4 separate regions of the Homo sapiens genome follow, and all the other regions are linked to region 1. A link is a loop called in an ENCODE intact Hi-C map of the cell type or tissue named here. Cell type or tissue: mammary epithelial cell. All regions are shown on one strand. Region 1 has its middle 130 kb from the start of MIR1252. Region 2 overlaps SYT1 (synaptotagmin 1). Region 3 overlaps PAWR (pro-apoptotic WT1 regulator). Region 4 overlaps PPP1R12A (protein phosphatase 1 regulatory subunit 12A).

The links. Peaks named below come from ENCODE experiments on the same cell type or tissue, not always from the same donor. Only the 100,000 strongest peaks of a DNase experiment are listed, where the experiment ranks them.
Region 2: it touches region 1 in a loop (7-fold over the local background); 18 of 110 quality-filtered maps call a loop at or near these places.
Region 3: a loop joins it to region 1, with 7 times the contacts of the local background. A loop is called at or near these places in 2 of 110 quality-filtered maps.
Region 4: a loop joins it to region 1, with 4 times the contacts of the local background. A loop is called at or near these places in 3 of 110 quality-filtered maps.

The regions. Positions count from the first base shown.
Region 1 is chr12:79,547,057-79,549,556 of GRCh38, forward strand. No RefSeq gene overlaps it. Among named protein-coding and RNA genes, the nearest start is that of MIR1252, 130 kb to the left of the region's middle. RefSeq lists enhancers at 222-950, 393-687 and a silencer at 393-687. In mammary epithelial cell, a CTCF peak has its summit at 980 (motif pointing right); a DNase peak (open chromatin) is centred at 515; H3K27ac peaks cover 2,500 bases.
Region 2 is chr12:79,406,890-79,409,389 of GRCh38, forward strand. All of the region lies in intron 9 of SYT1 (synaptotagmin 1), which reads left to right. Among named protein-coding and RNA genes, the nearest start is that of MIR1252, 11 kb to the right of the region's middle. In mammary epithelial cell, a CTCF peak has its summit at 1,239 (motif pointing right); a DNase peak (open chromatin) is centred at 1,282; H3K27ac peaks cover 1,114 bases.
Region 3 is chr12:79,634,383-79,636,882 of GRCh38, forward strand. The region is part of intron 2 of PAWR (pro-apoptotic WT1 regulator); the gene reads right to left. Among named protein-coding and RNA genes, the nearest start is that of PPP1R12A-AS2, 54 kb to the right of the region's middle. In mammary epithelial cell, no CTCF peak of the experiment used is centred here; DNase peaks (open chromatin) are centred at 999 and 1,459; H3K27ac peaks cover 2,106 bases.
Region 4 is chr12:79,885,727-79,888,226 of GRCh38, forward strand. All of the region lies in intron 1 of PPP1R12A (protein phosphatase 1 regulatory subunit 12A), which reads right to left. Among named protein-coding and RNA genes, the nearest start is that of PPP1R12A, 48 kb to the right of the region's middle. In mammary epithelial cell, a CTCF peak has its summit at 1,386; no DNase peak of the experiment used is centred here.

The DNA.
Region 1 (2,500 bases):
GGGGACTATGACTAAAATATTATGAGAAATAACTCATGTCTCAAGACTCAGAGCCAAATTAATTTCACATATCTATAATTTGCTACACAAACAACCACTTTCCCAGAGGCCTCTGTTCCTATAGGTCAACAAACACGAGATGACTCCACGATGAGACTCCCAGGCTTCAGACAAGTCCATAGCCTTAGGTAATTATGATCTGAGGTGGTTTTGAAGCTCCTCTTACACACACAGACCCCCCAAACCCATCCCTCCCACCCCCTGCACCCCGCCCCATCTCTGGGCCAAAACTTTCTTTCCAGTGGGTCTGAAAAGTACTGCCTGAAATTCTCAGCATTCCTGTCATTCCCTAAAGGCTGAGGCAGCTCTCTAAACATTCTTTCAGGCACCTGAGGAATTGGGCCACCAGCTCTTCTGTGGGGAGCCAACAGGAAATTAAGTATAAAGGGCAGCAAAAGTATTTGGGGAGATGACAATGAGGCATAAAGGAAACAAAGAAGGGTGGGGGTGCAAGAAAAGAAGCCTGGTCTACCTACACACTTTGCCCTGCAGACAGTTCTACCTCTCAGCACGTGTGATGACTTACCTAGGAATGGAATGTGGACCTGGGAGGGGAAGCTGGTACAAAGCTGTGGAGGCTGGAAAGGAACCCAGGGCCCTATTACAAATCGTGAATAGTGACTTTTAGCTAGAATCACTTGCCAGAAGCTTGGGAAAAAAATGTTTTCACTGAGGGCCTAATTGGATGTCAGAAGGCTTCTACAGAAAGCCTGGCTCCTAGAGCTTCCTAGCTGCTGAGATGGGCTATCCTGGCAAGAATCCTCTCCCTCCTCCTTTCTTTCCCTCTTGCTCCCTTCCTCTTTCCCCTCCTTTTCTCTTTTCCGTACACAATCTGACAGTTTATTTGGGACAATTCTTTGGAGAACTGGGATACACCTGCAGTATATTCATTTTTAAGCCACGGACAAACCACTAGAGGGCGATGCCATCACTAATTGCTGAAACTTTCCTGCTTTCCTCTGGCTTCAGCATTCAGCAGGCCTATCCACACATCCTGTGACAGGATGTTTCTGAACTTTTCCTTCAATTCTCATTGTAAATAAACAACCTCAGGGTGAATACATCCAGATGCACATCATAGCGACATGCAGCATGAATTGCACAGGCCAAAGTTTCTGGTCTATCCGGAACAGTCTTGCCTAATATGCACCACAGTTCAGAAACCAGAGGTTAAACTTGCTTTTTTGTCCTGAATTTCTGCCTGAATTTTGGAGTTTCTCTCAAATGCTATCTCTAAGGGCAAAAGGAGCCCTTCAAAGAAATGAAAAGTTAAATAATCCAGCACAGCCCATTTGTACAGGATTTCTGTTTTGTTTCCATATTCAAGTTACAAATATTTGGTTTGCTTAAATGCAGGGTTTGCCCAAATGGTCAAAAGCTATTAGTAGATTAGTCATGTATGCAAATATGGGGAGCAGGGGCACATGTTTCTCACTGCTTGAGAAACTATGTGTATAAACGGGGTCCCAGTAAATTTGGTCCTAGCCGGGGCGTACCAAAGAAAGCAAAGCTAGCAGGGGTAGTGGCTAATGTCTGTAATCCCAACACTTTGGGAAGTTAAGGCAGGAGGATCACTTGAGGCTGGGAGTTCAAGGTTTGCCTGGGCAACATAGCAAGACCCCATCTCTAAAAAAATAAAAATAGTCAGGTATGTACTATTATACAGGTGTGCACCTGTAGTCCCAGCTCCTCAGGAGGCTGGGGTGGGAGGATCCTTTGAGCCCAGGAGTTTGAGGCTGCAGTAGCTGTGATCACACCACTGCACTCTAGCCTGGGTGACAAAGCAAGACTCTGTCTGAAAAAAAAAGGGAAGAGAAAGAAAGAGAAAGAAAGAAGGAAAGAAAGAAAGAAAAAGAAAGAGAGATAGAGAAAAGAAAAGAAAAAAGAAAAGAAGGCTGCTAGAAATCTTAAACTCGGCTGGGTGCAGTGGCTCATGCCTGTAATCCCAGCGCTTTGGGAGGCCGAGACGGGTGGATCACCTGAGGTCAGGGGTTGGAGAGCAGCCTGGCCAACATGGTGAAACTAGTCTCTACTAAAAATACAAAAATTAGCCAGGCATGGTGGCGGGAGCCTGTAATCCCAGCTGAGGCAGGAGAGGAGGCTGAGTCAGGAGAATCGCTTGAACCCGGGAGGTGGAGGTTGCAGTGAGCTGAGATCGTGCCACTGCACTCCAGCCTGGGAGACAGAGTGAGACTCCTTCTCAAAAAAAAGAAAAAAAAAAAAAAAGAAATCTTAGAACTCCTTGAACTTTTTGGGCAGAATCTCCCTTCCTATGAGTTCAACTAGTGTTCCTAGGCATACACTCTGCCTCCTGTATAGGGGCAGACTAGCATCAGACTTCTCTGAGATTAGTATTTCAAGAATTTATGCAAACTAACCTATTGAAGTTAGACTGAAGATCTGGGTAAAAATGTAAATCAGAAAGTATTCAATAAATCAG
Region 2 (2,500 bases), 140 kb before region 1:
CAGCCATTATTATTCTGGTGTAGAGGTGAACTACCCTGCTTTGGAGGTCATAAAGACCTTGATTCAAATCCTGCCATTATCACTTACTATCCCTATGGCCCTGGACAAGTTAATTCATGGTTCTGAGCCTCAGTTTATTTATCTGTTAAAAAGGGATAATAATGCTTGTTTCATCAAGCTATGGCAAGTATTAAGATGGCATGTGACAGTGCTTAGCACAGGCCCTGACAAATAAGTAATTTGTATTCTTTTTTATCCTCCATGATACACTCTTTTCTCTGGGTTTATCACTAGAACTCCCCCGGGATGATCTGTTACTTATGACTAATCATACTCTGTGTACTTATACCACTAATATTATTTGAGTGAAACAAACTTAAATTCAGCATCAGGAACTACCTTGAAAGGAAAATAGACTCATAAGAGTAGTCTCTTCCAGTTTTGAGAAGAAAAGATGCCATCCTACAAGTATGGTAAAGGTCTTGATGAGGGAGGTAAGACCATGACAGTACCACCATGCCTTCGTCTCACTTCCCCACCACAACTGAGTGATCTAGCCACCCTCTAGAGTTGCTACCACCATTTGTTGGGAAGGCATGAAGTCAAAGAAAAGTTTGAGACCTGGGATAGTTGTCCCCATTTGTCATACCATTGGGATAGCTCTGATCGTCACATTCTTAGAAATGCAAATACTAAGCTCTGAGAAGATACAGTCTTCTTTGTGAATCACCTCCATCCCAATTTTTGACCTCACTTTTAGGTGGGATGTATCTACAGCACAGAGTCTGTGACTCTGAGATACATCAAAGACTATTTGGTGGCCCCTCCTGAAATCAGAAGAGGATGTAATTTGCTGTGGTTTTTGCAACTCTCTTACGCACAGTCCAAGCAAAGAACATTATAGTTTTAGAGTGGATGTGGCTGTCCTTACTCTGGTATACTCACAGGAGAAGGACATTGCTGTCTTCTTTCCTTCCATCTTTGATCACATCACTACTGTATTGTGACCTCTTCTTCCCAGAAGAACAACAGTTTTATCCTCTTAATCTTGTTCAAACTGCCTTCTAACACTGACCACCACCAAAAGATGTTGCTTCGAGAAGAGGCTGAATGGAGAACCTTAAATGCATGGGGAATATTCCTGAGTCTCATTGAAATCAGTTTATCCTGGGTATTACACTTGAATTTAAAGCAAATGTATGCACAGGCAATCCTGGGTGAGCTACTCTGAACAGGAGATGGCAGTAGCAGCCAAGGATTTGGGCAGCCCTTTCTAGTCCTAACAGAGGGGATTTCCTATTGGTTCATTGTCGATTCTGGACTGCAGTTTTGCCTCACCAAAGCCAAGGTGGCTAAATAATATGCCCAAGATCCCAGACCTTGCTGAATTTCACAACTATTGAAGAATTAGAAATTGCTCAAATTGAAGGCTGAACGACCAAGTGAACACTGTGGGGAGCTTTTACTAAGTCTCACTACAGAGGAAGGGAGGAGGCCTCCAGAAAACAAACAGATATGCCCACTTAGATTGGCATTAGTGGGTTTATTGGAAGGAGCAAGGATCGGAGATACAGTGCACATTCTTACTGAGACTTTGAGCAAGTCATTTAGCGAGGTGATTCAGCCCATGCTTTCATGTGGATTCAGGGAATAAAGAAGTCTTCCTCACAGGCTTTACAAAGGGTTCAGTAAGATAACAGCCAGGAAAACTCATTTTGTAAACTATGACATGCTATAAAAATACAAGAAGGACATTTTGGTTGGTTTTAGGTCATTTCTTTGAATTTGTCCTGGCGCCTCCAAATTTCCTAGACCACATTTTTTTCTTTCCTTTTCTTTCTTTTTTTTTTTTTTCCAAGTAATATGGTCAGAAGCTGTTTGACTATGAGTCTATTATTTCTCTGATAATTATAATTTCCCGGAGAGTTATGGCACACAAATTACTTTGTAATAGCTCTAAATTCTTTGCTTTATCCTGAGTCTACAATTATGCACTTATCCATGCTCCTGTCATCTGTGGTACTGATTTATGGAACCTCTGTTCTCTGATCTCCTCATTTCTTACCTCTGCCTCCTTTAAAACTCAAGAAATGTGGCAGCAAGGTCAAATTTCTCATCGGGCCAGCATTACATTCTCAGGTGTAATCATTACCGTCTTAATAAAGCAAGCAGTTAGTTCCACAATGGTCTGTTTAATCCACTAGATAATTGCTAAGCCTTAATTATATAACCCAGCATACTGTCCCTTGCTATAATTCCAGAACCACCATGTTGTGGTTTGAAACATCTATTAATTTGGTGCAAATATTAATTAAAAATTTATTTCTAGCCAAGAATATGATGGATCAAGTGCCATGTATTAAAAAAGGAAAATATAATTAATCTTAACCAATTTCACTTGGAGCAAAAACAATGTAACTGGAAAGTTTTCTGGTAACTGCCACACACTCACAGACTTTTTTCAAAATTTGAAAAAAGGTATGTCTAAATTTTAAAGTAT
Region 3 (2,500 bases), 87 kb after region 1:
AGATCCCAGTCTGACACTTAAAGTAGGGTACTACTAAGCACTAAAATCCAGTATCTCATAATTCTCACAAAAATTTTAGGAGGTACACACAATGTACATTCAGGAAGAGGGGACAAGATAAGAATTAATGCTTAAGGACACATTTGTTGAATAGTGCAGTCAGAACTCCAACCTAAGCAGTCTAACTCCAAAACCTGAACTCAATTTTCCAACTGCCAGGTGTAACTATTTGTTAGTTATGAAATCAATTTACTGCATTGCAACCCAGAATTTTTAAGAAAAAGAACAGAATAGACAATAGCAGTGAGCACTTTTCCAAACTTTTGTTTCAGATTACTTGTAAGTATACTGAGTCACTTTGTAGAACACAGAATTACTGAGAATTGCAGCTGAAAAAAAAAAGAGTGACTATGGGTTGATGATTATTATTGCTGGATGACAGTTATATAAGGATTCATTTGGCTTGGTAGTTTTCTGTATGTTAACGTTTTTACATAATTTTTTTTTAATTTTAAAGAGGCTATCTGGAGGAATTCTATAAGGTCTCATTTCCAAGTTTACACCTCAGTCACTAACAGCAGACCCAGCTTCCCCAAGTCTCATCTATCACTGTACAGATTCTCACTTACTATATTGCTCTGTACATAACCTCACATATCCTAATCTGTTCCAATACTGCATTCTTCCTCTCCCTTCCAAATTATTCCATTCTACTGCCTAAAATTCCTGCTCAGTGATTAACATCTTGCTATTGTCAGATGCAGATTAAAACCTGGCTGGCTCCCTGAAAAAGACTCCCTGTGGTGTCTCAACTGGAACTTATTTAATTCCCCTCATAGCTTGGGACCTGGTAGTAGGGTTAGTATCTTCTCCAAGTATGTCTCTGGGGCAAGTCTCTACTTTGGCCATAATGCTCTGGGCTCAGTGATTCTTTCATAATACCTAAAAGGTATTATGAAATTCTGTGGAGGCATTTTGGTCACCTTGATGACTGAGGGATATTACTGGTTATGGAGCAGAAACCTGGAATGCTACCCACATTGCAATTTGAAAACACAGTTCCGGTAAGAAAGAAAAGACCTACACCTTGTTTAACTGGAGAATGTAATGTTGAGTCAGCCAGCAGGTGAAAAATAAGTTTATAATTATCTGAGCCCAACCACTTACCTATAAAAACAAAGCAGGAGAAGTACAGGATTTGTAAATGTATACAAAGATTTTTCCAGAAGACGGCTATCCTGAAAATCCAGGAAATATGTTGTTTATAATCTTATTTTTAAAAATTGCTTGCCATTTTGGAAAATGTCATTAACTGTAAAACTATTCATATTTGTGTCACCAATAAAGCATAATTTTATCTGTCCAAAAAAAGTTTGAAAGCCACTGCTATGTTCTGATAGTTTTATGACTTTGCTTGGGGCAACAGATTGCACCATCACAATATTATCATCACCACAGTATTTCACACTCCTGTTATTACAAAACATGGTGTATGTTGCACATATTCAATAAATGTTTGCTGAACTAAATACTAGGGTGTTTGGTAGAGACTAGACTGACTGGACTGTATTACAAAGACATTGTGGCTAAACAGGAATTGGGACATGAAGTCATAAATACAAAAAAAATCAGCCAATCATAGTATTTCTTGAACAAATGAGATAAAACATGCTGCTTTTGAAAGACTAACCTTACAGTGATATATATGTTAAATATGGAAATAAACTTGACTTAGAAATCTTAAAGGCAATAGTTTCCTACTACTAACATTTCTATTACTACAGCTCAAAGATTTTAATATAGAAATTTAATAAGTTCATAGACTAAATAACAAAAAGATTCATCTCATGGCAGCTTTTTCCTATCAATTTTATAAAACAGAATTCCACAAAACTCAGTTCAGAAAAAGCAATCAATATACCATTTGCCTCTATTAAACAAAAACTGTATTAACACGTTTAAATGTTTCTAATATATGGAGAAGAGTATAACTTTTACTTATATTAATAACAACTCTTGAACAGTAGGGGTAAACCTAAGCACATAAGGCAATCATCATTCACAGCTACTATTTATCTAAAACTATGCATACTAACTAAACAAGAAAATACAATGTTAAAAATTTCAACATAAAACATAAGAACTGTTCAAATTAATTTTTAATAAGTGCTCAAGCCAAAGTTTTGATACTTTGATAGCTTAAATTGTGATCTACTATCTAGTTCTTGAAAGAATTCAACTAGATATTGTTTCACATTCCTTTCTCTACTTTCCCATTTGCTCTTTCTCATAAGTAGTAAGTCTTACAAATGAATGCAATAGTTTATTCATTTTTAAGTAGAAAATATTTACAACCGTTCGTAAAATCCTTTACATAATACTGACATTCCTTATAATGCTTGTTCCTTCGATTTTCAGAATCCTTAAAAAAATTTTATCTCATTTTCTTCTATCCAAATATGCCTGTAGACACAACATATGTACATCTTAAGAATCCACA
Region 4 (2,500 bases), 340 kb after region 1:
ACCCGAAATGCTTGCAATTTGTGCCTAATCATTAGGAACAGCTAATTATTGATAGGTAATAGGCAAATTAGTTTGAATTACTTTGAATACAGAAGTTCTCTTAGTCAATTTCCTCTTCACAGAAACAATTCCTTTTTTGTTTGTTTTTTGTTAGAGATAGTGTCTCACTATGTTGCCCAGGCTGGTCTAGAACTCCTGGCCTCAAGCAATCCTCTTGCTTTGGCCTCCCAAAGTGCTGGCATTACAGGTGTGAGCCACCACATTCAGCCAAACAGAAACAATTCTTTATGACTCTTACGACAAGCTCAACTGGTACAAGCAGAAATTGTGTGTATATACTAGAAAATATTTCATGCCCCAAGCATTCAGGGCGACATAAATGTCAGTATGTTTAAAGAGGAACTGAATTGGATACTGTCCAAGCAATGTTTTTGTTCTATTTTAAAGAAAACTGAAGTGGGACATTTCAAAGGAGGAATTATGGGTGTGGTTTACACAAGAAAGACAAAGAAAAACTCCAAGCAGTACTCCTATACTAAATAATAAAAAAGAAAAACCTAGCTCTTGCATTAGAATACTGGCAAATGAAAAGCAAGTACAATTTTAGGAGGCCGTCTATATTTAGTTATGAAAACAAAGAGTCCAGCATTGCATTTAAATTGACCTTTTCTCACCTTTCTACTACCTCAGGTGTGAAAATCTAGATGTAAAAACAGAAATCTATCCACACAATAATTAAATATTCAAATGAGATTCAAATGACAAGATGACTAGAACAAGAAATCCAAAACATACACAATGGCTAGACCATAGGGAACTCTTCATTTGGACAAACAAAAGTTGAGGCTTATATATAGTATCTAAGAGTAATTATAGAAGAACAGTGTCTGACAAAGAGAGATCACAATATATATTTGTTGACTGAATGAACTAGACATAGCAAATACAGGATATAAAAAAATCTGACGAAAACAATTCAAGACAAAAAACCCACAAAAGTTTCTAAAGAAAAAGTAATTTAATTACTGTATAAATATTCATTCAACAAATACTATATATTTGAATGAGAATGCCAAAAACTAGAAACCACAAATATCCAAAGATTAAAATATGCTCTTTATCTATTCTTGTTACATAGCTCTGTTATTTCCTTTACTGATAAAAATCTATAAAGTAGTACATTGAACCTAGATTTTTAGAAGCCAACACTTTTATTTGGGGACTTAGTAAGGGCACAGAATTTCTTCTGGAGTTTAGTCATTAGGGATACAAAATAAATTGAACTTCAGGGTCATTCTTTCATGAATAATTTTTACTGACTGCCTACCACATATAACGTAATGCAGTAAGTCATTCATTTTGGTAGATACAAAGACCAACACTAGAGGGCATATTTTCCTGTTTCCTTTGTGCACAATGCCTAGCATACAGCAAATACATAATACATATGTAGTGAACCAAAATACTAATTTCTTAAATAAGTAGGCATTTATGACCTACTGTGTGTATGTATACATAAAACTGTATTAAGTACTGTGTAAGACATGCTGACTTTATTAGTATTTTATGTATTTCCACTCTTCTCCTGGCTAGATTATAGTTCCTTAAGAATAGAAACTGCCTTACACATTCCATAATTCCTGACAGTGCTATTTCAATAAATTTTTGTTGATGAACTAAAATAAACAATCTTGTCCACAGGATGCCCAATTAAGAAAAAAAGATAAGCAAGTAAGTAGAAAAATGCTATGAAATTTAACAGCGATATAGCGAAATAAAGGAAAACTCAATATGTGAATGGAAATAAGTTATAAGAAAACTTTTTGGAGAAAATAAATGTTATGCAGGTCTCATTACTGTCTGCACTCTGGAGACAGGGTGGAAGGCAGATACAGAGAAAGGTTTCCTTGCTGAATTCTATCGTTTATCAGATGTGGTTCACAAACTCAGCTAGAGGGGTTTAATCAATAAATACACTCAATAAATATACTAATGCGAAAATTTTAGTTTCAGGGAAACAAAAGCTTCTACTTACTATTTACTTAAAAAACAAGTTACAAAAGAATACTCATAATATGACACAATTCTTGCTGTTGCAATGTCTAATGAAAAGCCTGGAAGACTACACACCAAAGCGTTAATTAACACTTTAAGTCATTAACCTCTTAAAGTCACTGAGTTATTTCCCAAAAACATCTCTACAGTAAGGACATAAAATTGTTACAGTCTTCCAAAACAAAACATTAACATAGTTAATACACATAGTTGTTAACTAATTGTTTCTTGATGAAACAGTGTTCAGCAAAACAAGTGGGCCATAAAGAGAACAGATTAATAATTCAACAATTATTTACTGAGTGTCTGCTACAGCCAGACACTATGCTGGCTGGTAGGAATACAATGGTGAAGTATACAGACCAGATACCTGAATTCACACAGCTTAGAGTCCAGCACAAGACACGTAACTAAACACACAACAACAAAAAGAGCTATGATAAAT